Linked DNA regions of Mus musculus: region 2 is linked to region 1. A link is a loop called in an ENCODE intact Hi-C map of the cell type or tissue named here. Cell type or tissue: heart. All regions are shown on one strand. Links, peaks and the distances in the headings refer to the core of each region. The heading gives the core; the rest is flanking DNA.

Region 1 (16,105 bases), core at 5,390-13,389:
AAATGTTTTTAAATCTCACCGCCCTGGGAGGCAGAGACAGATGGAGCCTGGTCTGAGTAGTGAGTTCCAGGACACCAGAGGTACAAAGTGAAACGCTCTCTCAAAAAAAAACAAAAACACCTTGAATTTCATCTTGTTCGTGTTCTTATTCACTTTCTGTAATGTTTTAGCAATAATGTATTCAGAAGTCCCATACTTGTAAGGGCGTGGCTTGAATTACAGGATATAGAGATCCTGGGAAACAAGATAGTAACACTCTTCAAAATAGCTTAACAGGCAAGCAACCAGCAACCTTTGTCTCTGCCGCATAGTCTTCACCACTGCAGCTTGCTGTTGTTGTTTTTTCAAATAAGGTCTCCGGTTGTGTGGCCCTGCTGGCTTGCAATTGACTCTCTAGACCAGGCTAGCCTAGAACCCACCGAAGTTTGCCCACCTTTGCCTGAGTGCCATGATTAAGGGTGTACTCTACAACATCATTGTATTTCTAAAATATAAGAGCCAAACTTGGAGCTAGAACTATGGCTTAGTGGTTAAGAACCCTAGATGTTCTTCCAGAGGACGCTGTTCTATCCCCAGTACACACTTAGAGGTTTATTCCAATTGTATGGGATGTTGATACCTTCTTCTGGCTTTCTTGGGCACTGCATATACATGGTTCATAGATATTCAGGCAAAAATACTCATATACATAAAATAAAAATAACTAAACCTTAAAAAACAAAAACAGCTGGGGGCTTGAGAGAAAACTCAGTGGTTAAGAGCACTGTCTGCTTTTGCAGGGGTCCTGAGTTCAACTCCCAGCAACTACATAGTGACTCACAACCATCTGTAATGGGATCTGCTGTCCTTTTCTGTCTGATGCAGGCATAGATGCAAATAGAGTGCTCATATACATAAATAAATAATTTTTTTAAAATGCAGCTGTGCGATGGTGGTATATACCTTTGATCCTAGGCAGAGACAAGCAGATCTGTATGAGTTCTAGGTTAGCCTGGTCTACAAAGTGAGTTCTAGAACAGCCAGGGCTGTTAAACAGAGAAACCTTGTCTTGAAAAACCAAAACCAACCAAACAAACAAACAAACAAAAAAAGAGCCAAACTTATTTTTTTCTTAAAGGTTTGGTTATATTTTAGTTGGAGGAACTTGACTTTTGACCTGAGCATGCTTACTCTGTATTTTGACATTAACATGAAAAAGCTTTGCATATGGGGGGTGGGAGAGGAAGATGTAGGGGAAAATGGTTTGCAGAGAAAAGTGCATATACTCTATTGCTTCTGTTCCTCTATTTTTAGTCAATGGTGTCATTTTCTTGTGCTAAACTCGAAATTCCAGTGCATCAGTAGAATATCTTTGTTTCTTAGTGTGCACATTTTTAGGATTCTGCTGAAGAATTCATCCCACTAAACAAGTTGTCAGCTAGATTGTACCAGAATAACCTTGCTCTGCCCAGCAGAGCTGACTGCTTCGAGCTTGTGGAGAGGAGCGGCAGTACCTGTCCAGTACTCATTGTCTCAGTTGGAGAATTTACCCCAGGTCACCAAGAATCAGCAGGATTTCTTGGGCTAGAGAGAAATTTTAATCCAGCAATGTGGCTGCTCTGACAAGGGATCACATCCAAAGATATCCGGCTGGAATATACACTTTCAGTCCATCTGGCTGGCTTACAGACAAGCACTTAATACACACCTTTAATCCTAACAGTGATGTCAAATTGCTGGGCAGGCAGTGATGAATCAGAGAAAGGTCTGATAGAATGATTCAGAGATAGGCTATGCCCAACTCTCAAAACAGTCAGCAAAGAGAGGCTAGAGAGAGAGAGAGAGGAGGAGAGTGTCAATTGAATTCAGTTTAGTTTGGAACAGTTCAGATGGTAGAGTTCAGGGGCAGTCTTTCCAAGCAGAATGATTCAGTCAGAAGCTGAGAGAAGCTAATTTGAGTCAGTCAGCGTGGGGAGGAGTTTGACCCAGAACAGCAGAATTGAATCAGCCAGCCAGAGTTCAGAAAGAGCGAGAAAGAATGAGTTTATTTCATAGTAAGTTTCAGAGGCTGAAACGTTCTAGGAGGCCTAGGTTAGCAGGTGGAGGCTGGAAGCGAAGCCTTCAAGGCTCGGGCTTGGAGAAGATTCGATTGTATAGAGGCGAAGCTTCCGGGCCTGGGGTAGTTAGAACAGAGAAGGACATTCTCTGGGCTCCACCCAGGCCATGTAGTCGCACAGCTTGAGTCTGCTCCTACTTGTCACTTCATCTGAGGAGACAGACGTGACATCTGCAGTGGGCCTTATTTAATATGCTCCATATTTGTGTTTTCTTAAATTGAAATAAACGAGTAGAATGTTTGTTTTGGCCAAACACATAACTGAGTATATTTGCTCTTTTCATCTCCCATTCCTGTTACCAGTGAACGTTGTGGTCCCCACAGATTCATTTGTTTGACTGCTTGGCCATAGAGAGTGGCACTACTAAGAGGTGTGGCATTGTTGGAGTAGGTGAGGCCTTGTTAGAGGAAGTGTGTCACTGTGGAGGTGGGACTTTGAGGTCTCATATGCTCAGAGTAGCCAGTGTAGAATCCGGTCTCCTCCTGGTTGCTTTCGTATCAAGATGTAGGACTCTCAGCTCCTCTAGCGTTATGTCTGCTTGTATGCACCATGCTTCCTGTCATCATGATAACGGACTAAACCTCTGAACTGTAAGCTAATCCCAACTAAATGTTTGCCTTTATAAGAATTTCCATGGTCATGATGTCTCTTCACAGCAATAAAATAAAACCCTAAGACAGACATGTTGTAATACTGTCCAGCATACTATTGTGAACTAGCTTTCGTGTGTGTGTGTGTGTGTGTGTGTGTGTGTGTGTGTGTGTGTGTGTATGGCTACCCTTGGAGGCCAAAAGAGGGAGTCAGATCGCCTGGGACTGTAGTTACAGATGGCTATGAGCTGCCTAACAGGGGTGCTGAGAATCAAACTCAGGTCCTCTGGAAGACTATCAACTGCTCTTAACCGCTGAGCCACGTCTCATCTCCCCGGCCCCCTGGTGTTCTTTCCCGTGTTCTCTGCAGTAGAAATCAAACATGCTTTGTGCCCTCCTAGGCATCACATGCATTGTGTTTCTAGGCCAACTATGAGTCCAATACACATCATCTGTATTCCACCTAACCTCAGTTTCCTTATGATCCTTTAGGTGATGAAGGTGGAGAATCTGAACTTCTGGGAGAGGATCTTCCACTGGAACCTTCAGTCACCAAAGCCGAGAGGAGTCACCTGATAGTGTGGCAAGTGATGTGTGGCAATGAATGAGTCTGTGAGAGACAGACGAGGATGAGGAAGTTGCCTCTTCTGCATGGTTTATTTTCCCTTTTTCCTTTATTTAATGCTCTTTTTGTGAAAGACATTTCACCACATAATAATGTGAGCATTTTCCCCTGTTACCTTTATATTACACAATCTGTTCTATGGTAACAATACAGAGGAGCGAGCTAGTTTACTGCACCAGTGTTAATAGGAAATTTCAGTATATCATGAACAAATCGAAGAAGGTTTACTTTCTGTAAACTGATAAATTACAGAAAGCAATCCAGATGTGGTTTGCTCTGCCACAGTCTAATGTCACTCACTTAATTGATGAGGCCATGTTTTACCTGTCACTAATAATGGAACTAATGGAAAAGACTTAATAAATGAAATTGTACCATGAAGTACAATAGAGTTTTCCCCAGTGTATTATAGAATTGACGCACTAATAACAGACGGATTATCACGATTTGTCTGAATGTCCCAAGAGCGCTAAGAGCTAACTGTAAAGTACTTTAACTTTCACTTTCAATTCTGACAAATCTTGTTTATATGGTATATAAAACTTTGTTTTCATCAGACTCGGGGGGTTTTATATTAAAGAAATTAAGGCTACACTATTTAAATAAAATTTCTTGTTCCTGTCTCATTAGAACTCTAAAGTTTACGAAGCCTGCTTCTCTGAATATTCTCATATTTTAGATGAATTTCACCCATTTTCATACTGACATTTAAGAAGTGTATTATCTGACGTTTAGGAAATAACCTGGGAAGTGTGGAGGACACTTCAATACTGGAAGGATGGTCTAAAAGGAAATTATGTTTTGAATTCCTTGTCCTAGAGAATGGTGGTAGTGGATTCAGTTTTTTCCATAGAAAAAAATGTACCCATTAGCCACATGTCCCTAGGCTGCTCTTAACCTATCACGGAGGGGACACTGTGGTGGCCGTGGATTCTGCCTCGTTTGCTGAGTGCTTAATGAGTAGGAAAGGTGATTTGTTTTATTCTGTATAAAACTACCAAACACCTAGTGCTTGCTTGGTATAACTACTCTTCAGCATTTGTTCCCTGATAAAATGCCATCTTCAAGGAAGTGCGGTGGGAAAGCAGGCAGAGTCTGCACCTGTCTCCATTCGTGGCATCCATCTGAGAAAGTGGGGTCACATCTAGCTTTAACTGGTAACCTTAGGAGGTTTCAAAAACCATGAGCTACAGGCTTGCTTTCCTCTCTCAAGCTTCCTGAAAGTAAATGATTTACCATTTCTTACCCACTGCTGCAAGCAAAGTTGAACTTAATTTTATGTGATCTCTTAAAAACATACAGGAAACAGGTCTTCGGGTCATTGGAAGGACCACCTCATAGAAAAGAAATCAAATACAGATCTCTAATTGTCCAAGTACGGGGGATTTCCCCCGGACTGTCATACAAAAATATGTGTAAAAAATATACCAGGGATTTTTTTCACATGTATATGATTAGGCTAGATCCTAAAATACATAGGACCTAGTGAGCATGGGAGGCTTTTGTATCATTAAGCACATTGGGCACACTCTAAAATTGTGGCCCTGTATGTTTTAAAAGAAAAACACCTGTTTTGATAAAGCTGTATAAAGGATAATCAATATTTTGTTTGATCTACTTATTCATTTTTTTTGGTGCAGACCACTTCTTTAGCTTGTCTGCTATGTCTTTATTTTAAATCTGAATCATTTGTGGCAAATACTTTTAAAAAGCATTATTAACATTTATTGGAAATGTTGTATAAATTCATAAGGAAACACAAAAGTTTTGGAGAGTTTTAATCCCAAGAAGTGTCCCTGTCATTGTTCAGAAGTGCTTTTCATGTTTGTGTGGTCCAGAGTAACTCAGGGAATCAGATGCTAAAGAAGAAATATTCAAATGTGTTACCCTGGTTATAATTGTTTCTTTGAAATGTAACAATGTTGACTTCACTTGCAGACTGTAGGTGCATGGTGATTTTAGCTAAAGATCTCACATTACTGTGGCCCTGTGAACTAGCTCAAGGACGAGAGAACGCAGAGGCACCCGTGCGGCTTGTTTTAAGGGCTGTGCTTATATTTGTAATTCTGCTTCTCTTCCTCTTCCCCCATAACACAAATATTCTTGTGATGTTTATTTTGGTCAAGGGGGTGATCTTTGGAAGAAATACCAGGATAAGCTGATTGCAGACAGTGACAGGGTCTAAAATGCCATTGTCACCACAGGGCCAAGAAGGCTTACGTGCCTCTAGGCAGCCTCCCATGCAAAAACTGACTTTTAAAGGAAGAAGGCAGGGCACTGAGAGTTCTCGTTTTGTTACATCCGGGTTATATGGGTTATATATGAGGCTAAACCGTATGAATTGCCAGTGGACAGCCATTACTGGTCTATAGAAATAGCAGTGCTGTATGTTTCAACCTAACACGCGATAGGAAGTGCAGGTTAAATCTCTGTGAGGCAAAAGGAAGGAGACTGCTTTCTACAACTCAGGTTTGAGAATAACTTCTCTAACTCATGTAGATCCAAATTTGTCTTTCTTACAAGTTGCAGCTTGCAGGGAGTTTAAAACATTTCAACATAGAGCGATGCGGCCCATCACTATTGAGGTGGAATGTGGTTACTGTGGGAGGAAAATCCACTCTCAGCTGGAGCATCGTTCACTGCCTGTGAAGTTGAGAAGAGACCACTAAACGTGCAGCCTTTGGAACAAAACAAAATGCCTCATATTAAAAATGTGTGTCTTGCAAATGCCATGAAAATGGATATTTATTTCCTAGGAAGTATTATGACTATTACCAAAGGACTCGACCAGACTAGGGTTCTTCTTAATTGATCATGTTGGCAAAGAGACTGATTGCATCCCACTTTATAAGATGGGAAGAGAAGGAAACAAATGTTGAAATCATAAATGCTTTTCTAACAGGGTTATGCTATTCTGTAACACTAATTGTCTTTCTCTTTAAAATGAAGTTCTATTAATAATTTTATCATATATTTCTCAATATTTGAATATGTTTTAACTGTTTGTATCCTAAATTTGTTTTCATTCTAGAAATCCAGAACTTTACTTGCCTCATAAATTGGGTTCTAGAATTGTCCCATTTGCTGTCTTTAGAGGCCACGGCTTCATTTCTATGCGTAAAAAGCTCATTTAGCAATGTAGTTATTTCAGTATTTATTTCTATTATGGAATCCCTGGGGTTCGGAATGTAACTTTGTACATGAAATATATATAAATATGTATATGAAACATGTGTGAAGTCTAGTGTGGTTTGTTTTTATCTTTCTTGGGGCTCTAGACTTGGTATTTATCAGAAAGTTCAATAATATGTTCCATAAAACATGTCATTTCTGAGAACCAAGATTATGGTTGTTTGGCACTGGTAAAAAGTGAGCAGATAGCCAGGCGTGGTAGCGCACGCCTTTTGATCCCAGCACTCGGGAGGCAGAGGCAGTCAGATTTCTGAGTTCAAGGCCAGCCTGGTCTACAAAATGAGCTCCAGGGCTATACAGAGAAATCCTGTCTTGGAATAAAAAAAAAAAAAAAAAGGTGAGCAGAGGGAAGCCAGGCGTGGTGATGCACACCTTTAATCCCAGCACTTGGGAGGCAGAGGCAGAGGCAGGCAGATTTCCGAGTTCCAGGACAGCCTGGTCTACAGAGTGAGTTCCAGGGTAGCCAGGGCTACACAGAGAAATCCTGTCTCAAACAAACAAACAAACAAACAAACAAACAAAAGTGGGGCTGACTGGAGAGATGGCTCAGCGGTTAAGAGCACTGACTGCTCTTCCAAAGGTTCTGAGTTCAAATCTCAGCAACCACATGGTGGCTCACAACCATCTGTAACAGGATCTGACTCCCTCTTCTGGAGTGGCTGAGGACAGCTACAGTGTACTTAGAATAAATAATTTTTTTTTTAAGTGAGCAGAGGGAACATTCAGACCTATCTGTGGCTCCTGAGTACGCACTTGGCACTGGTCAGGAGGGCATTTAGTTGACAGGTAGGAGTGCTGGGTAAGACCTGCCCTCAGCCTCCTGCAGTTGATCACTCAGTGATAAGAGACGCGCTGCAGGACGGCTTTCTGGCACGGGTGATGTGAGAGCATGAGTGACCACGGGGCCCATGGCAGCACAGTGTAAGTACGCGGCTTAGTGCAGTGGCATTCACTGTTGTACCAACATGGTTTGATGATGCTGAGATTTGGTACCTGTGAGTTGGCACAGTAGATGAAGGTGCTTAAGGTCTGTCCCTAGCATCCGTATGATAGAAGGAGAAAAGTGACCCCTACAAGCCATCTTCTGACCTTGGCATGTATGCATACAGATACAGACACACACACACACACACACACTCGAGGGGATAATTTTAACAATCAAAATGTAAGAACAGTGGGGTTTTCCTTTTTTTCTTTTCCCTCCTCCTCCTCTCCTCCTCTTCCTCCTTGCCTCAAACCCTAGAGATCCATTTTCTTCTCCCTCCTGAGTGCTAGGATTTAAAGTATGCACTATCATGCCGAGCAGAGGCTGCTACTACCACTTCTAAATAATGATAATCTTTGCCTGTACTTTTTGTTTTATTCTTTTAAAACAGGCTTCTTACAAGCGTTCTCGCGACCAGCCAGGAAGAACGCAACAAACCAGAATCTTCTGCGGCAAAGCTTTATTGCTTACATCTTCAGGAGCAAGAGTGCAAGAGAGCAAGAGCTCTATTGCTTACATCTTTAGGAGCCAGAGCGCAAGAGCGCAAGAGCTCTATTGCTTACATCTTTAGGAGCCAGAGAGCAAGAGAGCAAGAGCCAGAGCAAGAGCAAGAGGAGAGAATGGCGAAACCCCGTCCCTTTTTAAGGAGAATTATTCTCCGCCTAGGACGTATTACTCCCTGATTGGCTGCAGCCCATCGGCCGAGTTGTCGTCACGGGGAAGGCAGAGCACATGGGGTGGAAAACTACCCTTGGCACATGCGCAGATTATTTGTTTACCACTTAGAACACAGGATGTCAGCGCCATCTTGTAACGGCGAATGTGAGGGCGGCTCCCCACACAGGCTCTCACTTTATTGGCCTGGGCAGGTTCCTGGCCCTCCAGTGGGGTTGGGGAAGGAGGGTTTGGAATACTTAAAACAATTTCCAGTTTATCAAAAGAGACATGAGGACAGATAGTTTAGCTCTTTGATTTTTTTTTGGCCAGCCGAAAGCAGCATAATAGCTTCCGCCCACAGAGATGAAGAGTTGTGATTTGAGTTTAGGCCTTAAGGGGGACAAAATATGCCCAGACTCTGGGTACTGACGTCTCACCCATAAGATGCAGTTCTCAGTCAGGCCAGAAGAGGGAGGTGTGGCCATGATCTACCCTGGGAGCTACTGCACAACAGGGTTGTCCCTGTTTTCATCTCAGAGTTACCCCGTGTTCTTATCCTCAAGTTGGTACATTTGCTTTTGAGAATGAGAGCAGCCTAGCTGGAGTCCCAAGCATCTTGTTTCCTAGGAGACAAAGCTTTCTTCATTCTCGGCCAGTTATCCCCTACCACCACCTCAACTTCACAGTCCTTATTTTCTGATTCAAGGGCAATTGAAGATTAGGATACCATAAACCTGGTGCTACCTTAAAGGGGTAAACAATATTTCCCCTCATGAAGCCTGTATTGCTTGGCGAGACAATTTCTTATAGTTTTGATAGGAAGAGGTCATTAGCTTTGTGCCTAGTGTCGTTTTCATGGCATGTAGTTTTTCTAAGTATGTGCCCATAAATTGATAGGAGACCTGCAGAGAACCCCTGTGGAGAGCACTGCTGAGCTTATGTTACCCAGAGGCCTGGCCTTGGACACACAGGCCTGAGAGAACAGAAGGCAGCTCAGTGCTTGGTGAAACCAGATTAACTGGGCATGGAGCCGCTGCCTGTGGAGGCAGATCTGCAACTGGGCCCCGGTCAAGTGTTCATCCTGAAAATTAAACGCAGGAAGATTACATTTTACATCTAAGAGCGACTTTGATTCCTCTGCAGCCAGAGAGAAGCCTGGGAACAGTGGTGACGGTGACAGTTGTAGAAACCGTTCACGCATACCTGACACCTGTTGTTCATGACGCTTTGTAACAAGAACCAACCTCAGCACACGCGTGGCAAACAGACACAGAACTAAGGAAAATTAACATAGGCACAACAGGGAACTTGGGGAGTAGGGTCCAGAAGGTTCCGATGCCCTTGGTAGGATTTTCAAGCCTAGCATCACTCTTCCCAAGCAAGAAGGCAAAATTGTATCTTTGGAGATATCAGCAGGGCATCTCAGGCACAGACACCCCAAAGTAGAGTAACTGTTCAGAAACCAGGTTTTCCTCCTTGTCACCACAGTGATGGCCTCCAGAACCTGTGTTGCAAAAGCCCATGAGATCATTTATCACTGAACAATTAACAAGACACCCGTATCCTTCTGTGCAGGTGCCTCAGTTTCTTTTTCCTATTGCCCTTTGCCAACAAGCCTACCTTCTTATACCATTGACTCATCCCAGACAAAGATCTGTGGTTTGAGTTCCAAATTCTGAAGTGGATTTTCAGCTACTGGCTCTTCACGCTCTGGTTTGGTCTGCACCTGGGGGAGCAGGCGTGCATGCCTGCATCCGTGCGAGCACACATGCCATCCATGCTGCGGCTTTGGAGAAGCTGCCCAGAGGTCTTCACAAAGAATTAGGAGCAGCAATGTAAGGCATTCTTCACAAAGAGGTGGCTCTACTGCCTGGGAACATCTCAGGCACTTGTGTTTCCTCAGAGACCTTGGAGACAGGCAGAAACTGGGCAAGCATCAACACCTTTAGACGCCTTCTTCCTAGGTCCCTTTAACTGAGATGGTGGGATGAGAAATGAAATTTAAGGAGGGGGAATCCTTGGATAACAAGACCCCACCTCTTCCAGAGCAGGAAAGGAATGGGTGATAAAGAAGACCCACTGTGCTATGAAGAACTGGGGCTATTCTCCCTTTTCAGCACAAGGTGGCGCCATTCTGATCTTAACCTTCCAAGTGCCAGTGAGCCAGAAGCCAAGCGCAGCAACAGCAGAGATGAGCCTGTTCAGGGCTTCCCTTGCCCCGGCAGTGCTTGGCTTGCTCACTGCCCTGTTTCTCTTCCTCATCCCTTCAGTAGGGGAAGGAAAACACCTCTGCTCAGCTCTACCAAGGCAAAGCCTAGGCATCCAAGCATGGGGCTGCTACGGAGGTGAGCGGGTTTCGAGATGGGTACAAAAAACATTGGCTTAAAGGATTTTTGGAAATGTCCACATCACGATTTCTGGTCTTTGAAGTTGCAGACGAATTTCTGCTGCCGCCTGCCTCTAAAGACACTCAAGGAGATGCCATGGAGTCAGCTTAGTGAGTTGCTTCAATGGAGACTTTATCCAAGCTGATAGCAACTAGGAGTTACATAACTCAGCAGGTCACAGAGCTAACTAAGCCCATTACAGGCCATCAATCCACAGCTATTTCCTGGCTTTTATAGCTGCTGCTGGAAAGAAAGGAGGGGGTAAAGATTAGGGGGAGAGCATGTGTCTGTGTGCCTGGAATAACCCTCCAAGGTCACACTCCCCTCACCTCTCTGCACTTGTCACAGGAACCTGCTAGGCCACTGCCCTTGCCACTAAGAGACTCACAACAACCCTCCAACAACCCTGGTGCTCTGTGTGGCCAGAACTTTAGCTTGGTCTTTTTTTCTCTCTGAACCTTGGTTTTCAATTCTAAAACACAACAGTGCTGGACCAGATGGGTTGTAGGATAGCTTTCTGCCTTGAAAAAGATTCTCAACAGCCGGGGATGGAATGGGGTGGGGGAGTCCTCCATCTGTAATGGGTGTTACATGTTAGTGGATCTTCCTGAGGGTAAAGAAGATGAAGTAGACATCACCAGAAGGTTGGGGTAGGTGAGGTTTTGACTGTTGGCCCTATGGAGGGAGACGAGCTTCACCAACATTCAACATTCCCTCTCCAGGATGCTAACACAAAGAGAGCATGTGTCACACAGCTGGCTAAAGCAAGCACAGGCTGAAGGATGGGGCATCTCAACAGCAGGGATTGGCAGCCCCAAGCTCAGGGAGTTTAAGGTTCAGAGGACTCACAGTTATTCCAGATGGATGGAAATGAATGCCCCAAATAACATTGGAAGTACCCCTAGGGAGGTAACTCCCCCCTACCATCTGGTACTGAAAACTCCACCCTGGACTGACCCTGTGCAGTCCAGATCCCCCCAGCTGGCATGACCTGACAACATGGGCAGAGAAAGGGAAGAGCGAGGTAAGTTGCTTGGGACAGAGAGTTTTGTGTCAGGAAATGACAGAGAAGCTGGGGAGGGACTAGATTAGCCGGAGAGTTGGGGGTTCATGCAGAGACCCCTTTCAGGCAGAAGTCAAATTCCCAGACCTTCTTTGGAGGTCCTGACCCAGTACAGAATGACAGGAACAACCCTTGGGCAGGAAGGCCAGTCCTTCACTGTCCCTCCCCAGCTCCGGGCCGGGCCGATACAGATAAAAGACTAGAAGATGAGGGTGGCCTGCTGGCTGCAACACTGAAGCAAGCTGGTAGCCATGCCCCCGTACCTCCCTCCCACATCACTCACACACACACACACACACACACACACACACATACACACACACACACACACACACACACACACACACACACAGTGGCAACATAATGGAAAGAAAGGTAAAGATTAAGCGCCATGGAGCAAATTTCCATGAAATGGATGTGACCCCAAACAGAGGTGACCCCTGAGGCTAGTGGCTTTTCTAGAACTCCAGACCCCTCAGATCCTCACCTGCACTCAGGCACTCAGGGCTTCTCCTTCCTCCAGGGGTCCATCACCATGGTGAGGAATGCGATGTCCTCAAGACGAGACAGAGGGTGAGCCTGTATGAGTCCCCAGCCCCACAAGGTAGGCAGTTCCAGAATGGGATCTCAGGGTCACTGTCAGTTACCTCGGGGCAGACACCTGGGTTATCTGAGAGGCTCTGATACCAAGGCTGTATAAGACACCCTAGCAGAGCTCTAGAGGTCAGGCGGAGACCCTAGAGACCATTTGGGGACACCAGGGAGTCTCAGGGCACTGGTTTACATAGGAATGGTGTTTGTAGAGGCCAAAGGAGAACATGTGACCACTAGACAGTGCTGCAGAAGCTTCCTGGCCCTGACAAGGTATTCCTGCCTCTGCTCCTCAACAAGTTCACCTCCCTCCCGGGGCTGCAGGCTGAATCTAAGGAGAGCTGAGAGAGCCATTTTGTACCTCACTGCTCTCAGCTTTCCCCTAATGAATTCAGTGCCAGGGACTACATGCAGATCCAGTGGACAACAAGGCTCATGAAACAGGATGGGGAGTGTCCAGGTCTGGGTGTCTTTCCAGGGCCTCTTTGTCCTTGTTGAAAGAGTTGAGAAGTCAGCATGGACTATTCTAGAAACTTCCCTGGGCTGGGCAGGGGGACAAGAACCCAAAGATCATTACAAAAGCTGGAGGTCAGGCCTGTGCCTGTCAGCTGGCTGGCCCGTCTTCAGTTCTGTCCTGAGCCCTAAGAGGCTTAGAGCATCATGTTTGGTCCTGACCCACTAAAAATGTCTAGCGGTACCCACTCTCCATTTGTGACAAGAGAAACGGGTTCTAGATGCTGCTAAGTGTCCGCTGGGAATACAAAAGCAACCATCCACTTGAGAGCCATGGCCTTAGAGGACAGGTGACAAGGACTCCAGGAGGGTCCATCCACCTCATGCTAAAAGCCTTTTCACCAGCAGTTCTTGCTGTGGCCTCTTCAGGGAAATCTGGTAATGATTATGACCTAGGCAGGTCTCCTACCATTCATCTGAAGGGAGTGTGTGGAATTCAAGTCCTATCCACAGGGTGAATGAAGGGAACATCTTCCCACAGGGAAGAAGGCCTGGATAACAGCAAGCTGGGGTAGCCTGTACTTCACTTCCTGACCCTAAGAAGTACATGGCCACTAAAGGTACAAGGCCACTCAGGGCAGCTGAGTTGCACCAGAGACCCCTACCCTTTGGAACTTCTGGAATGAGGCCTTGCCCCTCAAGCAGGTGGCTGTATGCTCAGCCCCATTTGGAACCTTGCACATGGCTTCCCTGACTCAGACTGCTGTATGTGACCTGTGCTTGTCACATCTCAAGATTACTTCCTATGGCTAATGACCTGGACACCTGGCAGGTGTCCCTCCCCCTGAAGGCAGGGGATGGGCCTAATGAAGCCAGCGGCAGCTTTTAATTGTGGGTTCTAGAGTGGAATGATGGGGGAGGGAGACACACTAAAACTTCCAGGAGCTTCCACATCCTAGCTGGCTCTGCAGTGTATTGTAAAGACACTTGGTATTCAATGCCCCTGTCAGGTCTCAGTTCCTTGTTTATAAAATAGAGGCTTTGGAGAACAGGGTGTGTAAAATTTTCCTGTGCCTAGGAACATCCTACATGATAGGGTTTTCAGGTACATTCTGTCACTTGGGTCACACATTATCCTACCAAATGACTATTCTCACTCTCAAGTTATAGCCAAGGAAGCTGAGACTTGCCCCAGGTTACAAAGTCAGCAGGTGTTGGGTCATGTGATCGGGTCTGGCCCATAGGTGGCGCTGTTGAGCACTCCAGTGGCTCTGTAAAAAGGCCAACTCGCTGGAGGACGGAAGGGTGGCCTGAAGACTGAGGAGGGGCAGGTCAGGTGCCCAGTCCAGAGAGGAGGAGTTGAAGATGACAAGGTTCGGAGCTCCAGGGACTGGGTGGTGGCAGTGCTATTAATGGAAACAGGGAAGTCCGGAGGAGGAGCAGGTTTGGGCCCAGGAGGCGGAGTTCATCCTTAGACATGTTGACCCTATTATGCTAACAGTGGGCTATTTCGGCTGAGGTCTAGCCACAATTCAAGGAGGAAAAAATTAAGGCTTAGTAAATATTCTTGACCAAAGCCAAGCTGCTCTTGCTATGTCCCATGTTCCCTGGCCTGGGCCTCAGGCTGCAGTGTTAGGATGGCAGCAGCCTAGCCCCAGCCCCAAGTTCAAGCCCTAATCCAGCCGCTGGGGGTCGCCACTGTGCACAGACTGGCAGAGCTGCCAAGGTGTGCCAACCGAGAAGAGGGTTTGGAGCCAGGATTCCCCTCACAGGAGACAGAGGTCTCTTCCCTCTTTGTAGAGGTAGCAGAGGCTCACGAGCAGAACCGAGTATCAGGCAGGTTAAGCTTTCCCCAAGAGCCTGATTAACCTTCTCCATCAGGTCTCGGTGACCTTGGAGCCAGGAGGGAAAAGCCACAGAGCCCCCTCACCTCTGGTGCTTTGAGAACAGCTCTCCCAGTTGCCCGGGGCGGGGGGCGGGGGCGGGGGGGACACAGTGTTCAGGGCTCTAGTGACCTCGCTGGGAGCAGGATCCCAGCTGTTTCAAGCCTCCACATGTCTCCCTTGACATTTGCGTCAGCAACTCTGCCCTTTGACCTTTCACTCCCCAGAGAGGACGGTGGAGGCAATCGGGACTAATTATTTGCAGTTCGGTGTGTCCAGCAGTTTATTGGGGTTTGACCTGGCTCTCTGGTCTCCCCCACCCCAGCTTTATGGTCTTGGTCTCCCGAGGAAGTTAAAGAACCAAGGGCAGGAGTGGTTCCTCTTGGCCTCCTGGTGTTGAGAGCCAGGTGGGAAGGTACGCTTGTAAAAGGGCTTGGAGAGGTGTCCCCACGCAGGCACGCACGCCCAGCGCAAACTCTGCCCCCCACACCCTTGGGCCAGCCTCCTGCTGTGCTTGGACTTGTTGGGACATGTCCCCAAGTGGACTGGGGCCAGGAGAAGGGGATGCCAGTCTCCTGGCTGCTTGCCCAGGCTGGAAGGGGGTGGAGGTTGCAGGACTCCGAAAGAGCTGGGGGTGGGGCAGGTGCGGTGGAGTCCATGGGGCTCCCTAGGCCCTGGGCCCATGAGGTATCTGGTTCCCTCTATATTTGGCCTTGACATTACTAGCATGCCCTCTCAGAGGGGCAGGCGGCCAGCTGTACCCAATGTCTCCTCACAGGGACCGGATTATTTGAGGGCTCTGGGGGAGACAGTTGTAGCCCAGGAGGGCTGAGAGGCTTAAGAGGACATTTCCCCACAGATCCCGGTCAGAAAGGAGTCAAGGATAGATGGCACAGATAGATGGCCCTGAAACTTTTCTAAGAATTCCCAGTACACTCACTGGAATGTTCCTTTTGCTCAGGTTCCCCGAGGAAGCCTAGGCTCTGTGGCATGGGTGACGTGGGGCATGATCCCAACCTCTTCCCCAGGAGAGGTTTTCTAGGTATCCTGGTACCCTCAATAAAAATAAAAACAAAAAACCCAAATAACCACAGATCATTTTATGCAGTAGGCACCTATAATCCCCACATTGCAGGGGCTGAGACCGGAGGATCACAAGGTCCAGGCCAGCCAGTGCGGTATACCTAATGAGACTGTCTCAGAAAAAGATACGAAAAGGGAGCCCCGTCCACATACATACAGAAAACAACTTCGTTATAGATTGAGTCACTGGAGGAAAGGGTGGCTGGCTGGTCCTCAGTGTTAGCGGTCTCTCTGATTACTATTTCCAAAAAAGCAACTGGGATCGGCCAGCAACTCCAGCTTTCCAATATGCTGAGTGCACTCATGCAGGCCAGAGGGACTAGGAGTGTCCCTGTCCCCGTGCCCCCCACCCCCAGGGGAAAGTGTCTTTCAGACCCTATGTCACTTTGAGAAAACCTCACACTTCACTATACTGTCTCCTTTCTCCTGCTGAGGGCAGAGCCACACACGGCAGCAGCTGGTCCTAGGCATGGTTGGTAGACTCTTGTTCCAGGAAATGT
Region 2 (16,105 bases), core at 3,631-11,630, 150 kb after region 1:
TGAGCCATTTCCTCGCCCCCCTGTTTATTCTTATTTCCATTTTTCTTTCCGTGCAAGGGATTGAACTCAAAATCCCAAACATTCTAAGCGTGAGGTCTATCACTGAGCCATACCCCCACCTTTGGGTTCTAAAGCCTACTTAATATGGTTTCCTCACTGTTAGCATCTAGGAAGAGTTGCCCCTTCCAACCAAGACCCCTGGTTTTGTGTGAAGTCTGTCATTTCTGTTCTCCTTACAAGTCAGTAAGTTCTTGCCTAGGCCCATCTGGTCCTTGTAAGGCCTTGTCAAACATTGTTAGTAATGCCTCCCTTGGGTAGATGAGTAATTCTCCAGTTGGACACAAGGAGCAGATCTAAAGCATGAGGATACCTTACAGGCTCAGCTTTTGATGTGCTCAAAACTGAGCAAGCCCAGTAAAGATGATTTCAGTCTCCATCCAGTTCCTGATGTTAGTGCTATAAAAGGCAGGTGGGCAAGGCAACACAGGAGGGTTTCCCCCCTGAAGTCCTCCCCACTCTGGGAAGTTCTTCCTCACTTCCCTTCAATAGATGTGCTAGTCACTTCTCATCGGTATTTCCATTTCCTTCGCAGGCATGAGACAACGAGCTTAGTGGCCTCAGTGGCCACTGAGTGTCTGTCTTAGTGCTTTACTGCTGTGAAGAGACACCATAACTATGACAACTCTTATAAAGGAATGGTATTTGTGGTTTGTATTGGTTTTCCCAGACAGGGTTTCTTTGCTTAGCCCTGGCTGTCATGGAACTCGATCTGTAGACCAGGCTGGCCTTGAACTCAGAGATTCACCTGGTCTGGGTGAATCTAATCACCAAGGACTGGGATTAAATGTGTGTGCCACCACCAACCAGCTGAGATGCATTTAATTGAGGTGGGCTGTAGGGGTGGTGCCGATGCTAAGGTCCTGTTCCCCAATTGGTTCTTGGTCTGTCAGTAAAGAAGACATGGGCCAATTGCTGGGCAGAAGGAATAGGCAGGAATTCTGGTCCCCAAGGGCAGGAGACAGACACAGGAGAAAGAGAAAGAGTTTGCCAGGCGTTGGAGGGAGAAAAGGTGACCAGCCATGTGAGATCTTGGGCAGAGCAGAGGCCTGTGGCTGGTCCTACAGGCAGGAGGTTGGACGTGTTTAGTAGGAACTAGATGTAACTGAGCAACTAAAAGTTAGGGCAGGTGGAGAGCTATGGAGCTAAGAATATTGATAAGGCATGCTTCTTCAGGTGGGAGATGAGTAGTGCCTAGCAATTGTACCAAAAAGGCAAGTTGAGATTGAGCAATATGTGTGTCTGTGTTTTTTTTAATCTGTGGATTTGAGGGAATCTGGGTGGGGGCTGGTAGCACAGCCCATTCCCGGAGCTTAGGCGGGGTAGCAAAAGTGACCCACAACAGCTGGTTTACAGTTCAGAGGTTTAGTCCATTGTCATCATGACGGGAAGCATGACGGCATGCAGGCAGGCGTGGCACTGGAGAAGTAGCTGAGGGTTCTATGGCTAGATCTGCAGGAAGAGAGAGAGCATTTGAAACCCCAAATCCACCTCCATTGACACACTTCCTCCATTGGCGCCACACCCTCTCCAACATGGCCATACCTCCTAATTCCCTCAATGAGCGCCATGCCCTAATGACCAAGCATTCACATATTTGAGCCTATGAAGGTCATTCCTATATGAACCATTACAACGGCTGACCATAGCTAGCACTCCTGGTTAAAGTCATCAAGATCCGAGAAGGAATCCATTGCTCTCAAAGAACCCACATAACCAATGCTAACTTTGGTACTGAGATAAAGTGACATAAGCGTATATAAAAGAGAAGTTCCCAAATTTCCATTGCCAGAAACAATGTAAGTTTATTTCTCACTTTGAAAAGGGAGACCCAGCCAGATGGTTCATCAGTTAAAGGGACGCACTGCCAAATCTGAAGCCTGAGTTCCACACCCCTCCCCTCCCCAGGCCCACACGGTGGATGGAGAGAACCCTCACAGGCACCCCTTCCCATCCCTACTCACAGAATCAAAATAAGTAAAAATGTAATGTTCTAAAATGGTGGATAAGGGAAGCTGAGAAGCTGTTGTCAATACCTGGCCTGCGAATGAAGTCCAGAAACAAAACTTCAAAGGACTGAAAGAAACAAGAATAGAAAACCAGGCATGATGACCAGTCACAGTGACATCAGTCTCAGCCTCATGATGAGTTCAATCCAATACGAGTATGTTAGACCCTGTTGTAAGAAAAGAAAGAGGCTGGAGAGATGGCTCAGTGGTTGAGAGCACTGACTGCTCTTCCAGAGGACCCAGGTTCAATTCCCAGCAACCACATGGCAACTCACCACTGTCTTGTCTATAACTCCAAGATCTGACACCTTCACTTAGAGACATACAAGCAGGAAAAACACTGATGCACATTTTAAAAGAAGAAAGAGAGAGAGAGAGGGAGGGAGGGAGGGAGAGAGAGAGAGAGAGAGAGAGGAAGTCAGCCATGAAGGTTCATGGGTCCCATCTCTCAGGAAGGTAAAAGAGGAAGATGGTCACATGTTCAAGGCCACCTTGGGCTACAGAGTACTAACCCAGCATGAGCTAGAGAGAGAGAGAGAGAGAGAGAGAAAAAAAACAAGGTCGTGCTATACAGCTAAGCGTATAAACTTCTAATCCTCTTCCCTCCATCTCTTTTGTGTTTGTGTTTTGTTTTGTTTTGGTTGGTTGGTTGGCTGAGTTTGTTTGTTTGTTTGTTTGTTTGTTTGTTTTTTGAGACAGGGTTCCTCTGTGTAGCCCTGGCTGTCCTGGAACTCGCTCTGTAGACCAGGCTGACTTCGAACTCACAGAGATCCACCTAAAGGCCTGGCAGCCTCCATCTCTTGAGTGCCACCCTTACAGGATTCTCCCACCACGTCTGATTTTTATTCATTTGCAGACTCCTGCAGTGGGTTGAGCTTATCGCTGGCCTTGGGTTGCATTCGCGTCGTGATGGTTGCCCGGCTCACAGAGCTTCAGGACATGACTTCTTGGTCCACTACAGAAGAAATCTTCGGAGCCCTGGGGAAGAGAATTGGTGGGCTGGGGGTAGAGTTTCATGAGCCGGACCTAGAAGAAACATTATCATGCTTATTCCATTGGCTGGAACTCAGCCATCTGTCTCCGTTCTCTGTGTGTCCCCAGGACACTTGCTGCCACTTCCTGTTCTTCCCCATAGCAGACCTTCCATCCTGTATGCTCTGTTGCAACCCCACCCAGGTTCCAGTGACCTATGGTTCAGCATCTTTAGGTCTTATGTGTTCCCCAAACCTTATATCTCAAGCAGTGGGTCGGACCTCTCACACTGCAGGATGGAGTCTAACTTGATCCCATCCACCAAGCCTCATTTTCCTTCTCTGGCTTGTGATTCAGGGAACCGTTCATTCTGTCAAGCGCCCAATCTATAAAGCCCAGAAACGGCCCTGGCTGTCACCAGTTCCTCCATGAAGGCTCCTTGAATCACTTCCATTTCACAAATCATTCTCTCTCCACCCTGTACCGACTCAGCCCAGCTCAGATTCTCGTGTTAACCTCCTCTCAAGCACCAACGACCCCACAATCGTTTGAAGCTGCATCTTCTAAATCCGATCTAATGACATCACTGTGCTGTTGTCCACGTAACCACATTGCTTGAGGTCCCCCATCTGTGTCGTGGCAGGACTGAGGTGGGGACTCTGTTTTATGAGCGTTTGGAGACCTGGGATTCCACTCCTCATTCCTTGCAGGATGAGGAGCCAGAAAGCACAAAGACCATTCTTCACATAGCAGAAACCCTCAAACGGTGCAGAGCCAGCCACCTCCTTTGCACACACTCAGAATCCTGCAGTGGGTCGGCAGCTTTACTGAGGGGCCTACTGTCGTGTCCCCCACCCCCAACACACACACACCTGTTCTGTTTCACTGAGATTCCTAATCCCCAGAGCTTGGCAACCAGGCTCTTTTCACAAGGGCAGCCTTGTCTCAGGACACTGTTCTTGCAAGACAAAAACCTTTCCGAAAGACCCCCGAGGGTCACTATGGTCCACTCTGCCTTTCTTATCTTCCTGAAGATGAGGCAGCCACTTTGTGAAAATGAATTGGGTTAAGAGGAGTCTGGGATTCGGTCTTTGAGACTGTCTTTGTTTCGGCCCAATCTTCTTTTCACTCACCCACCTTCATATAAGATGTATTTTTTTCTATATTTATTTAAGACAAGGTATTGTCTTACTACACAGTTCAGGCTGATCTTGAACTCTTGATCTCTCTGCCTCTATTTCCTGTAATGGGTTGATTGGTATATAGCACCACACTGGCCTTACAGTAGCCCCTTTTACATACATTAGCTTCCTGGTTATCTGTCTCCTGACCAAAAAGTCAAGAAACAACGTAGAAAAATGCAGCTACTTTGTTTCCAGGCACTGTCTCAAGAAAGCAAGGCAACACTGTTTCCAGCCTGCAACACTGTCTCGTTAGGGTTCTCTTCTTCCCAGGGAACCCGCGCAAGTGTCTGGCTTATTACGTCTGGAGCTCGCTCAAGTCTTACTGAATGAGTGAATGAGCACAGTGACATAGATGACCCTGTGAGGCAGATGATGGCATTGTGCTTCCTTTTCCCCCAATCACTACGACAGGCCCCGTGATCGCTCACAAACCAGGCTCTGTGTCTAGGGCCTAGACGTACCTTCCTCTCGGCAGAACTGGTGGATCTCAAACAGTGCCTACCAGGTCTACAGGTGGCAACTCTGTTTGCCCACGCGTTCAGGTTCAAAGTATCAGTCCCATCCCCTTCCTGTCTCCTGTCCTCCCCAGCACTGGCAAACACCAGGGTCACAGAGTCAAAGTGACTCCTGAGCGTGGCTACCTCCTGGGCCACCACTATTACCAGCTTTACCTCCGAGGTGGCAACATTTCCTAACTGGGCCCCTGCTCTCCTTCTCCCCTCCCTGACCCATTTTTCTTGTGCAGACAGGAACCTCCTGACAAACTCAGGTTGCTTCTCCCTGCCCTATCGACTGCTTCAGACAACTATTCTTACACGTGGAATAGAGTCCAGAGTCCTCACCAGATGCTACAATATGCATGCGAACATGCACACTGTCTATCTCTCATTGACTCTGGTCTAGCCATGTAGCCATGTGTTTCGCATACACAGGCTACTGTTCCAAGACTTTGGTTCTTTGCACTGTCCTGACCTGGAACTTTCTTTCCCACCGGTGGGCTTGGCTCCCTCTTTTTCATGAGCTCTCAGTTCAAACACGCCAGCAAGCCCTTTCCTGCCTACCTCATCGAAGAAGGAACAGCACCTTCTTCGGATCATTTTTTTTGGTAGCCCTGCCCAGTGTTGGTTTTCCTGTTTATGAGGTGTCATTATCTCTAAATTGTAAGTGCTGCACGCACAAATCCTACTGTGTGCTGGCATACTCCAGGGACTAGAACTGGGCCTGGCACAAGGCAAGCCTGGCATACACGCTTAACAGGGCAAAAATGAGAGGGCATCCAACAGACAGAGACACTGGCAGAGGCAGATCTACTGGGCACAAAGGACTCGGAGCACGGGCCTTCATGGCAGGTCTCACGTTCTCCAATCCCCCTGTCTCAGAGTATACCACCAATTTCTGCTGTCTCCCAATATGGACTCTGGCCTCAGCCATGGGTTTTCTTTGGCCAGGGAAACATTCACAGAGTTCAGGGAGATAAGCTGAGGCCTTATCAGCTCTCTGCCTCACCGCAAGAACATGCCTGGGCATGCCTGCAGCGGGGATGCAGAAGTCCATTCACAGTGTGGACCAGCCAGTGCACAGGCCTCACCGGCAGGTGTGTGTGGGGTGGGGGTTGGGGGTGGGGGCAAGGACCAGCATGACTGTGGCCCAGGGAAAGGTAGCCAAGTTGAGTCTGCAGGCTCCAGATCCAGGAGACCTGGGAGCTAGGCTGTGTAGGCAAGACTGAGCAGTGTAGCATGAGACTTCATATTGCCTTGAGCCCCAAGGACACACTAACTGAGGGGCCGAGGAAATGGGGAGATCAGTGAAGTGGGACAGGAAGAGGACACAGATTGCAGTGTGAGGTCATTGCTCCTAAGGTGGGCTGAGTCAGGGACAGGAGTTCTGAGTCACTCAGAGGATTCTACCCGCCGGTCACATAGCTCCCCATTCAGGTCCTTCAATCGCATTCCCCCTTTCTCTCCCAAGACATTCAATACTTCTTATTTCCTGTTACAGCTTACCTGTCTAATCCTAGTCATTGCTGTCAAACTTTAAAATTAATTCTCAGGGGCCAGAGAGATGAGAGTACAAGGACCTGAGCCTGGATCCCCAGGCCCCCCGGCTGGGCATGGCTGTGCTCTAATGGTGGGGACAGGTAGATTCCCAGAAATAAGAAGAGAGCAATCAAACAAGCCACTGGTGTATTCCTCTGGGCTGTACATGTGTGTCAGCATTGGCATTTGTGTGCACGCGCACACGTACACACATATAAACAAACAAACAAAACAAAACAGATATAAGACCCAATGTAATCTACATAAAGATTTAAACCATGCCTGAGACAGAGTTCAATGGCCCTAGCCATGGAGAGAAGGCTGGCGTAGGAATTCTCTAGAAGCACTCAACTTGTCTGGGCGGCTTCACCGAGCTTCGTGAGGTCTCTGACCCACATCTGCAAGCGGTACTCTGAGTAGCCAGCTGCCTACGGGAGGCAGGTTGGAGACTGCCTCTTGGCAATGGCAAATTCAGGGAAATTACAGAGGTTGGTGTTTGTTGGTTTTGGTTGCTTAGCAGCTACACACCATGGTGGAGGTGGGGCTAATCCAGAATGGGAACCCCCTACAGGCCAAAGATCCCTCACAACATCCCTACAGAGTTCGTGGGCACTGAACCTGGGCCCCCTGAGAAGCCAGGGCCATCAGAGATGCCATTCATCATGTCCCCAGCAACAGCATCCAGGGGCAACTTGACCCTGGGGGCAGCAGGACGGTCCTCTAGAGTCCTTTCCTGTGGTTCTACTGCAGTCTTATGGGTTCCTGGACAATTTAAGAGATGGGTCTTCTTAGTTTACCTGGTGATTCTGTGGACTGCTCAGTCACCCTTCCAGAAAATTCTCACTGGGCAGAATTAGCCAGCCTGGTTTTCTGCTGTGTACAACCAGTAGCTCGTCTTTGTCTACCTTCTACCCCACCTCACCTCTTAGAAACCACATCCAAGAGCCCTGTCTCCACCCTTCAAGTTACCAGGAGCACAAACAAACCCTGCGGTCCTGGAGAAGATGAGTCAGCCTGTACCAGAGTACCAAAAAACAGGGTAAAAGGTGTGACAGGCTAGTGTTGGAATTGTCAGCCAGGCTTCTTTCTTGGTGTATCATCCTAGCCTGTGATGTATCATAATGCCTTAGTTTATCAAGGCTGTGCTGTGGGAGCTTGACTGCTGAACATTGGAGTTCAGAGCCTTGCCTCAGCAAAACCCCAACCATGGGAGGCATTCTCCTGCCTCACCCCAGCTTCAGCATCTGGGTGCCACAGAAGTTAGGGGACAGAGATACCAACATTCCCAGAACACCCTACACGTATCTCCACATAAACTGGACATGGTGGACTATATGGTTTGTCTGGAAAGAGAGGGACCGAGATAGCCCAGTCCTCCATTTCCTCCTCAAGAGGCTGAGACAAGGTTCTGGGGTCAGAAGACGCTGAGGGTCAATCAGTCTGAGGTCTGGATGGACCATAGACTCCTTGGATGTACCCAGCAACGGTAGACATTGGCAACGATGTATCTGAAATATATAGACATTTGCAAAAGATGCTGAGTGAGGCCAGAGGCCGTCTTTGTAGATGTCCACTAAAACAAATTAGCATCCAAAACCAGAAGCTATCTCCATGGCTCCAACTGGAAGGAGAAGGAGGAGGGACACTTAGAATTCGCCAAGGCAACCTTGAATTTTTCCAGAAAAGAATGCTTTCACGCCATGCAACATGGGAAAAGGAGATGGAGGTGAAAATTTCCATGGACAGAAAGTAAAAACACTCACACGTCTGACTTGAGGGCCTGAAGTCTGCCTCCATTATAGAGATCTCACTCAGGAAACCTTGCTGCCCCTGGTGCCCACGAAGACAAAAGCCAAGGAGGACATGGTGAGTTTTACAGGGAGAGTTTGACATCTAGGTAAAATGACTTTTTCAGTAGGCACCTGGGGTATACCGGGCTCCTGGAATGTGCTGGACACCATGCTCAAAATGAGATGAGGCTCCCCACTCTCTTGGATAGCGCTCAGCGCAGTGGGGATTATCATTTTGCTGACGAGGAAAGCACAGTATAGGGTACTGAATGAAGGAGTCAGACTGCATGCTTCCCATAGCTCAGTTAAATCACGCCAAGCGGCTGCACGGATAGGTTTCTGGGACAACCAGGAATACAGCTCTGGAACTTTAAACCCGAAGGTGGTGTTGGGAGAGATGGGAGGTTCCGGAGGGAAGGGATTTACTAAGGCGCAGGTTCTTGGGGCGAACTCTGGAAGGCGTTGTGCGACCCCTCGTGGATGTGAGAGAAATAACAGCGTGGCACTTCCCTGCGCATGCGTTGCGTCGGAGTACCTAGTTCAGCTGGTACTCAGAGCTCAGCGAGGAGAGAGGAGCGCTCATGTTGTATGGGGTTAAAACCCAACTCAGCTCTGTGACTATTCTAGAGGATCCGGGTCTGGGGAAGGGCATTCTGGGAAGATAGAAGGGAAACAGATCTTCACTAAGTGTTGACTGCCCACGTGGAAATAAGATGCAAAAGTGAAAGATGAGGGACTCATCAGGTAGTGATAACTGCTGCTCAAACCTGGTGTCCTGAATCCGAACCTGAGTCAGGGTAGAACATGAGAAAGGATTCCGGAAAGCTGTCCTCTGACCTCCACAGTCGAAACGAAAACGACATACTCCTTCACACTTACTTGGAGGCTAGAATTAAAAGAGACGGCATATGCACAGTTCAGCCACTCATGTTGGAGGCCAGCAGAGGACTAAGGTCTCTCTGGAGACTGCAGTTTCAAACTATTGCAAGCAGAATGTCTGTAAAGACACCCACAGTGTCACTGTGCCGGCTGGAGGCATTCCTCCAGGGGTCCAGGTACTCGGCTTCCCTCTGAGGGCCATGGTGAAGTATGGAGGAAACCCTCCAAACACCTTTCTTTCTTTCTTTCTTTCTTTCTTTCTTTCTTTCTTTCTTTCTTTCTTTCTTTCTTTCTTTCTTTCTTTCTTTCTTTCTTTCTTTCTTTCTTTCTTTCTTCCTTTCTCCCTCCCTCCCTCCCTCCCTCCCTCCCTCTCTCTCTCTCTCTCTTTCTTTCTTTCTTTCTTTCTTCTTTCTCTTCTCTCTCTTTCATGTGTGTGTGTGTGTGTATATGTGTATGTATGTGTGTGTGTGTATAGTGTGTAGTGTGTGTGTGCCCGCGCTTGTCCTTATACAACATGTGAAAGCATACAGGAGCCTTTGGAAGCCAGAAGAGGGCATCAGAGCCCTTGGAAGTGGAGTTACAGGCCTTTGTGAGCCACCATGTAGGTGCTAGGAACAGAAAGCAGGACCTCTGGAAGAGCAGCAGTGTCCTTTAACTGCTGAGCCATCTCTCCAGACCCCCTTTTTAAAGACTGACTCTCATGTAGCCCAAACTCACTATGTAACCAAGGATGACCTTACACTTCTAATCCTCCTGCCTCCATTTAACCATGAGTACTTGGGGGGGGGGGCGGGGGAAGAGGGCAGCATCTATCTTTTATATACTACATAATTAAATTTTAGAAAGAAAATCATTTCTATTTATTTAAAAATTGAGTATTTGTAATTTGCTGCTCCCAGGATTTTTATCCTATAATGAAATGTGTTCTTTTCTCACAAATTTACAATTGTTAAGTGCATTGGTTAGCACTGTCAGTTTACCAGGATCTAGAATTATTAAGGGGACAAATTTCTGAGCATGCCCGTGAGGAGGTTTCTAGACCAGGCTAAACTAAGGTGTGGAGACCCACCCTACATGTAAGCGGAGATCCCAGAGTGACTAAACAGGAGAAAGAACACTGAACATGGGCGTTCATCTCTGCTTCCTGATTGTGGACGCAGTGTGACTGGCTGCTTTCTGCTCCCACCATGTCTTCTCTACCATAATGGACATCATCTTCAACTCATGAGTGAAATAAGCCCTTTCCTTCCTTAAGTTGCCTTTGCCAGGTTGTTGTTGTTGAAAGAGCTCTGGCTGTCCTAGAACTGACCATGTATATCAGACTGGCCCTAACTCACAGAGATCTACCTACCTCTGCCTCTCCTGGGTGTGCCACATCTGGTTAAGAATTGTTTGATTTTTTTAAAAAAATTGTGAAGCTGGACAGATGGCTCAGTGGTTAAGGCATGTGGTGCTCTTGCAGAGGACCCAAGTTTGAGCCCCAGAACCATCAGAGTGGCTCACAACCGCTGTAGCTCCAAGGGACCCAATGCCTTTGGCCTCTGTGGACACTGTAATCACCTGCCCACACTCACACATAGGCATGCACACATACACATAGTCAAAATAGAAATACTGCTTAAAATGTGCATGCTTCTGTGCACATGTATGGAGATAAGAGAGGGCGTGAGTGTCTTCCTGCCCCCCTTTGTAGCCTCTGTGGAGTCCTTTGAGGCAGGATCTCTTCCTGAACCTGGGGCTCATTTTTTTCCTAGCTCGGAGGGATGCCAGCGAGCCTCAGCAACCCACCTGTGTCTGTCGTCCTCAGAGCTGGGGTTACAAGCATGCCGAGTGCCTATCTTGTTATATGGATGCTGGAGTTTAAACTCTGGTCCCCAAAATTGTGCAGCAAGTGTTCTTAACCACTGAGCGATGCATCTCTTCAGTCCTCAGGGTGGGGTTGGGGGAGTGGAATCAGATGGGATTTTTATTTTATTTTATTTTATTTTATTTTGTTTCGAGACAGGGTTTCTCTGTATAGCCCTGGCTGTCCTTGAACTGAGAAAACTGCTTGCCTCTGCCTCCCAAGTGCTAGGATTAAAGGCGTGCATCACCACTACCCGGCAAGGATGGGACCATTTTAAATGCATGGAAAGAAAGACAAGTAAAAACACTCTCAAACAGAACAAGACAGGAGAAAAGGAAACAAGACACAGAAACAACCTCCAAGATGTTCTGTCAGCTTGGGGACCAGTGCACTCGTCCTTCAGCCCAGCCATCTTGTGCCTAAGAATTTCCCTGTAGAGATCGACATGGGTGTTTGGGTAGACAAGGGTCTGGAAATGTGAGCTTCAATGAGGAATCTGGCAGAGTACATCAGAGCCACACCCTGGAATACTCTGGTGCAGCCCATTAAAAAAGCCTACAATTCTCTACTAGGGCTGAGCTGTTCCCCCTTGGAGGGAATTTGATCAGCCTGTATAGGTTTTCCTTTAGTGAGTCTATGGTTTTTGTGAAGGCTGGAGAATACTCAGATACTATTTAGTTGTTTCAGTCTCGTATCCCAAGAGCCAGGTTTTTGGTTTTCCTTTATCTTTCCTTGTTGTCATGGTGACAAGATACCCAAGATGAAAGATGGATGATACAACTGAGGAAAGATTCCTTTTGGCTTCTGGTTTCAGAGGTCACAGTTCATGTTCATACGGTACCACCACGCAGAGGGGCACTGGAAAAGCAAAGCTGTCCTCATGGCAGCCCAGAAGTGCAGATGAAAGAAGTGACCCCGCCCCAACCTCACCTCAGTGACCCCCTTCCTCCAACTAGGCTCACCTCCTAGTTATCACTCTTATGATAGGCCCATAACCTCTCAATGGCACCACCAGCTGGAACAATGGGCCTTTTGTGGGAAGACTTCTCATCCAAATCCCAATGAGCTAGTATTTTCTGAAGCAGCCAGGTTTCTCACCCCTCCCCTTCTTGTACTGTTTATCAGGTGGGAAACTATGTTGGCCTTGGACTCACTGAAAAGGCCTTTGGGGCTCAGTGGTGCGCATGCGCGCGTGCACACACACACACACACACACACACACACACACACACACACACATATAAAACCTCTGCACAAGTAGTATGGTGTTTGCCACTGGAAACACTGTCTTTATTATGTTATACACCCTACACTATACAATCTGTCCTTGGCTGGGGGAGGGGTCAGTAGAACATTTTCTGCTTCCCAAGGTTAATTGGTACAAACATCCTTTGAAAAATCAGTGTGGACAAAGGGCAGCCACACTGTGCGCTGCTGAGGCTGGGAGTGCACATATGAAGATGGGGGTGATTTGGTGGAGCCGGTTCTCTCCCTTCAGCCTTGGCTGGGTTCAGGAACCCAGGTTGTAAAGCTTGGGGGTGTCTTTGGTGATGCATCTTACCTGCCCATAGACCACATAAAAAAACTTTAAAAAGCAATAATGGTTAAGGAAAAAATGTCAGAAAATCGAAGCTATGAAGGAGAACTGGCTTTCCTGGCTGAGGAAAATCAGCATAACCCTCTCTAGTTAAACCCATGCTGTCTTAGCATGAGTTAGACAAGACACCAACGGGGAGATGAGAGACAGGGAAAACAGGAAAGGTGAATCTCAAATCATCAGGCCGGCGGGGCCATTAATAGAAGCGCAGTGAGTACTGCTGGGTGACTGCGTGCACACATGCACAGGGAACAAATGAGCTGTGAGAACAGTATGGGATGAGTGGAGGTTGCCCTCAGCTGCAGCCCCCACCCCACTGAGCCTGTTTCAACAGGTGGGGTGATTCGGGGTGCTTGTTTATGGCTCACCACACCCTGGCAGGCCAAAGTACATTTCCATACCCATGCTCAGGTCAGGCCAGGCAGACCTACCTCCTCCTGTCAGCCCTACCTTCCTCCAATCATGGCAGGAAGTCATCGTCAGCATAGCATGGTGGGGAGGCAGACATGCCACCCAAGTCTATTGCCAGCATGTGCCTAACTGGCCACATGACTGACAGCATTTCATTTCCTTGGACCTGATTCCTCATTTGCTCCTTAAACAATTTCCCCACTGTAGCTGTTCATTACACACACAGGGCTTTAACCTGGTAGTCAGACCAGAGCAAAGGGCCCCATTCCCACCCTGAACTGTATTCAGGAGTCAGAGCCTAGAAGGGAGTGAGAAGCCTTGAACTTCAGTCTGCTGTCACATGGCACACCTAAGCCTGTGTAGCAATAAATAACCCTGCCGATATTACAGGGCCGGTAACAGAACATACTATCTTACTGCACAGACCTGTGTTGAGGCACTAGGACACTATTTGGCTGGACTCTGATATAGAACGTGAGAGGGAACACTGATCTGTCATGAAGGAGCCTGAACAGGGTATCAGGGAGACGATGGCAGGTAAGTCTGGATCATGTCCCAAAAACAGTCCTCAAGGGGAACGGTGGCAAAGGGTAGTGGGGGAAGGTGGTGACTACTGCTGTAGGCAGTGGGCCAGTCATGAACAGAGGAACTGGGCCAAGGGCTCTGTCCCAGGACCAGCTAAACAAATGCAAGCAGCAGCAGGCAGTATCTGGCACTCACTGGTGCCAAGGGGGCCTCCAGAGCACTCCTTTTTCTTCTTGTCACCATGTGAATGAACTAGGCCTTTTTTTTTTTTTTTTTTTTTTTTTTGGTTCCAGGTTCAGAGCAATCACATACCTTACTCAAGGTGTAGAACTCGGTGTCAAAGGATGCATTCAGACCCCAATTTGTTGCCACCCAGTTAGGTTTGGGAAAGTTCCTCAAAGAGTTAGCAGAACCTCACAAACCCACTGCTCCACTTTACAAACGTGTGAGACGCTACTTAGGAGAGACCAGCCTCTGGGCACAGGGCTGAGTCATTCCATGGCAGAGGTTGGAAGGGCAAAGACGACCTCACAATCCCTGAGTGAGGAATGGGACAGTTCTGCTGAGTGAGAAGGGGGCTGTGCTGCGCAGGGCTGTCTCCCCACCTGGAGCATGTGACACTGCAGTACAAGCAGGGTTTGCATTTGGAGAGACCCAAAGCCATTGCTGTCTTGAAATTATTCATTTCAACTTCTACCCTGGCAAATGCTGTCACCTCAGTGGGTACCACAGTAACTCTCTCCTCACTGTCACCTGCCTCTTCTGCCCTGCAAAAGCTCACTCAACTCTAAAGACTCATTCATCTCCTTGGAGTTTTGTTGTTACTCGTGTTGGGAATCAAACCCAGGGCCCTAGGCATGACGGAACCTCAGCCCTACAAGGTGTTTTTAGTTTTGGTTTGTTTTGTTTTAAATTGCGTGTGAGTACACTGTTGCTGTTTTCAGTTATGGTTGTGAGTTACCATGTGGTTGCTGGGAATTGAACTCGGGACTTTTAGAAGAGCAGTCAGTGCTCTTAATGGCTCTCTCTCCAGCCCACCCTACAAGGTTTTAAAGGAAGCTTTTCTCTGCCTATGGGTTTCTCTGTATAACTGGACCTTTCTACTACGTAGCTTCACTAGAGACCTGGAAACAAAATAGTGCATACAAAAAAAAAAAAATACCAATAGAAACATAAGAGCATAGATTACAAATATTCCTTTCCCAGACTAGGCACCACTTTATAGACTTGGCTTCCTTTCATGATTTGGTAATTAAGAAAAAAAATCACTCATAGTTAAAACCAGGGTCCAAGGGATGGCCAGTTGCCACATAAGCCCAAGACCCAAATCCAATCCTCAGAGCCTACTTAAAAGGTTTCACACAGGAACCACAGCATGCCCCACCCGGAAATAAACCTTTATTATTATAAGATTAAGACTAGTCCTTTTCCTGGTCTACCCATGAAGGGAGAATAGGCTTGGGTGGGGGGAGAAGGAAGCAGACCCAGGCAAGCACTGGAACTACCACTTTCTCAGACCATCTCTTTCCTAACTCTCCCAGGTCAAAGTCAACACGGCATGAACCCACACTTGCCGACTGAGCCACACAACAGCACAACAGACAGCGCCGGTCTAGGTAAGGCCTAGGCTCTTGGACCATGTTGTCAAACTGCTCACCACATGGCTCCGCATCTCTCTAGTCCATACAGTCCTTGAGAGAGTAAACTGTCAAGACTCACATTCAGTGCCATAGTTGCACAAATCACTAGCTCTCAAGGGATGCTGCAAGAATCACACTAAGTGATTGGCACCTGGCCCAATAAATATTTCATAGTAACTTTCCAACGGCCAAATATCCCAACTGCTACACTGTCTTAAAATATCCACTGTGTGCTTTCCTTTCATATGTATGGGTGATTTTCTGCATGTACGTATGTGCACCATGTGTGGCTGGTACCCTCAGAGGCCAGTGGATCCCTGTAACTGGAGTTACAGATAGTTATTAGCTATCATGTGGGTGCTGGGAATGGAACCCAGGTTCTCTGGAGGAGCAGCTAGTGCTCTTAACCACTGAGGCATCTATCTCTCCAATCCTCCATTATGTATTTTAAATCTCTAAGAGCTAAAAATATCACTCAGAGTATACTTGCTGTACATGTATTTAGTCCCCAGTCCAGACACAGGAAGATGCCAGGTGTGGCATGCATGCCTGTCATTCCAAGGCTGAGGTAGGAGAGTCCAGAGTTCAAGGTCTATTTGGGCTGTATAGTGAGACCTGCTTTTAAAGACAAATGGGGGCTGGAGAGATGGCTCAGAAAGCTGGGTGCTTACAGCTCTTCCAGGAGTCCAGTTTGGTTCTCATCTGGCAGGTCACAACTGACTCTAACTCCAGTCCAGAAGATCGAACACTTTTTGGCCACAGGTACCTGCACACACACACATGGCATTCAAAGACATATGTCTTTTCCAAATAACTAAACAAAAACACACCTTGGAAAGACTGGCTGGCATCAAACTGCAATCAAATCTATTAGTAGTTGGCCAGGTGGGCACAAACTACGGTCAGCGCAGCATATCTGCAAAAACTTCAAGTCTACTTATGGTTCAATTCTTAGCATCATCTTTGCTCTAATAACTGATGTTAACAATCTTTAAAATGGGTATTTTATCTCTTAAAAAAACTATGTTGAATTTATGGGTGACCAGAGCTGGTGCTTAAAGTGAGAATTCAGGATTCCAGAGAAAATGACTTCATTGAAATTGAGCTGCCCAGACAAGAGTTAAGTTACCACAACCTACTCCAGGTGAGCTGCTCTCAA

The links. A loop is a pair of places that touch in the nucleus more often than their neighbours do. Peaks named below come from ENCODE experiments on the same cell type or tissue, not always from the same donor. Only the 100,000 strongest peaks of a DNase experiment are listed, where the experiment ranks them.
Region 2: a loop joins it to region 1, with 6 times the contacts of the local background. A loop is called at or near these places in 39 of 42 quality-filtered maps.

What each region holds. Positions count from the first base shown.
Region 1 is chr11:94,119,544-94,135,648 of GRCm38, forward strand. It overlaps Spag9 (sperm associated antigen 9), which reads left to right. Exons shown (of 29, transcript NM_027569.3): 29 at 3,179-6,550. The coding sequence ends at 3,294. It overlaps B230206L02Rik (RIKEN cDNA B230206L02 gene), which reads left to right and starts at 13,913. Exons shown (of 4, transcript NR_167701.1): 1 at 13,913-14,012. In heart, for the core only: CTCF peaks have their summits at 8,610 (motif pointing right) and 10,252 (motif pointing right); DNase peaks (open chromatin) are centred at 7,328, 8,628 and 10,308; H3K27ac peaks cover 946 bases.
Region 2 is chr11:94,268,664-94,284,768 of GRCm38, forward strand. It overlaps Gm38956 (a long non-coding RNA gene), which reads right to left and starts at 9,214. Exons shown (of 3, transcript XR_880146.1): 1 at 8,181-9,214; 2 at 8,022-8,088; 3 at 2,776-3,092. Gm21885 (predicted gene, 21885) reads left to right here and starts at 13,176. Exons shown (of 4, transcript NM_001378258.1): 1 at 13,176-13,318; 2 at 14,848-14,922; 3 at 15,993-16,105. The coding sequence starts at 13,279. It overlaps Gm38953 (a long non-coding RNA gene), which reads right to left and starts at 2,734. Exons shown (of 2, transcript XR_880145.1): 1 at 2,094-2,734; 2 at 1,293-1,509. In heart, for the core only: a CTCF peak has its summit at 8,528; a DNase peak (open chromatin) is centred at 8,538; H3K4me3 peaks cover 1,449 bases; H3K27ac peaks cover 2,401 bases.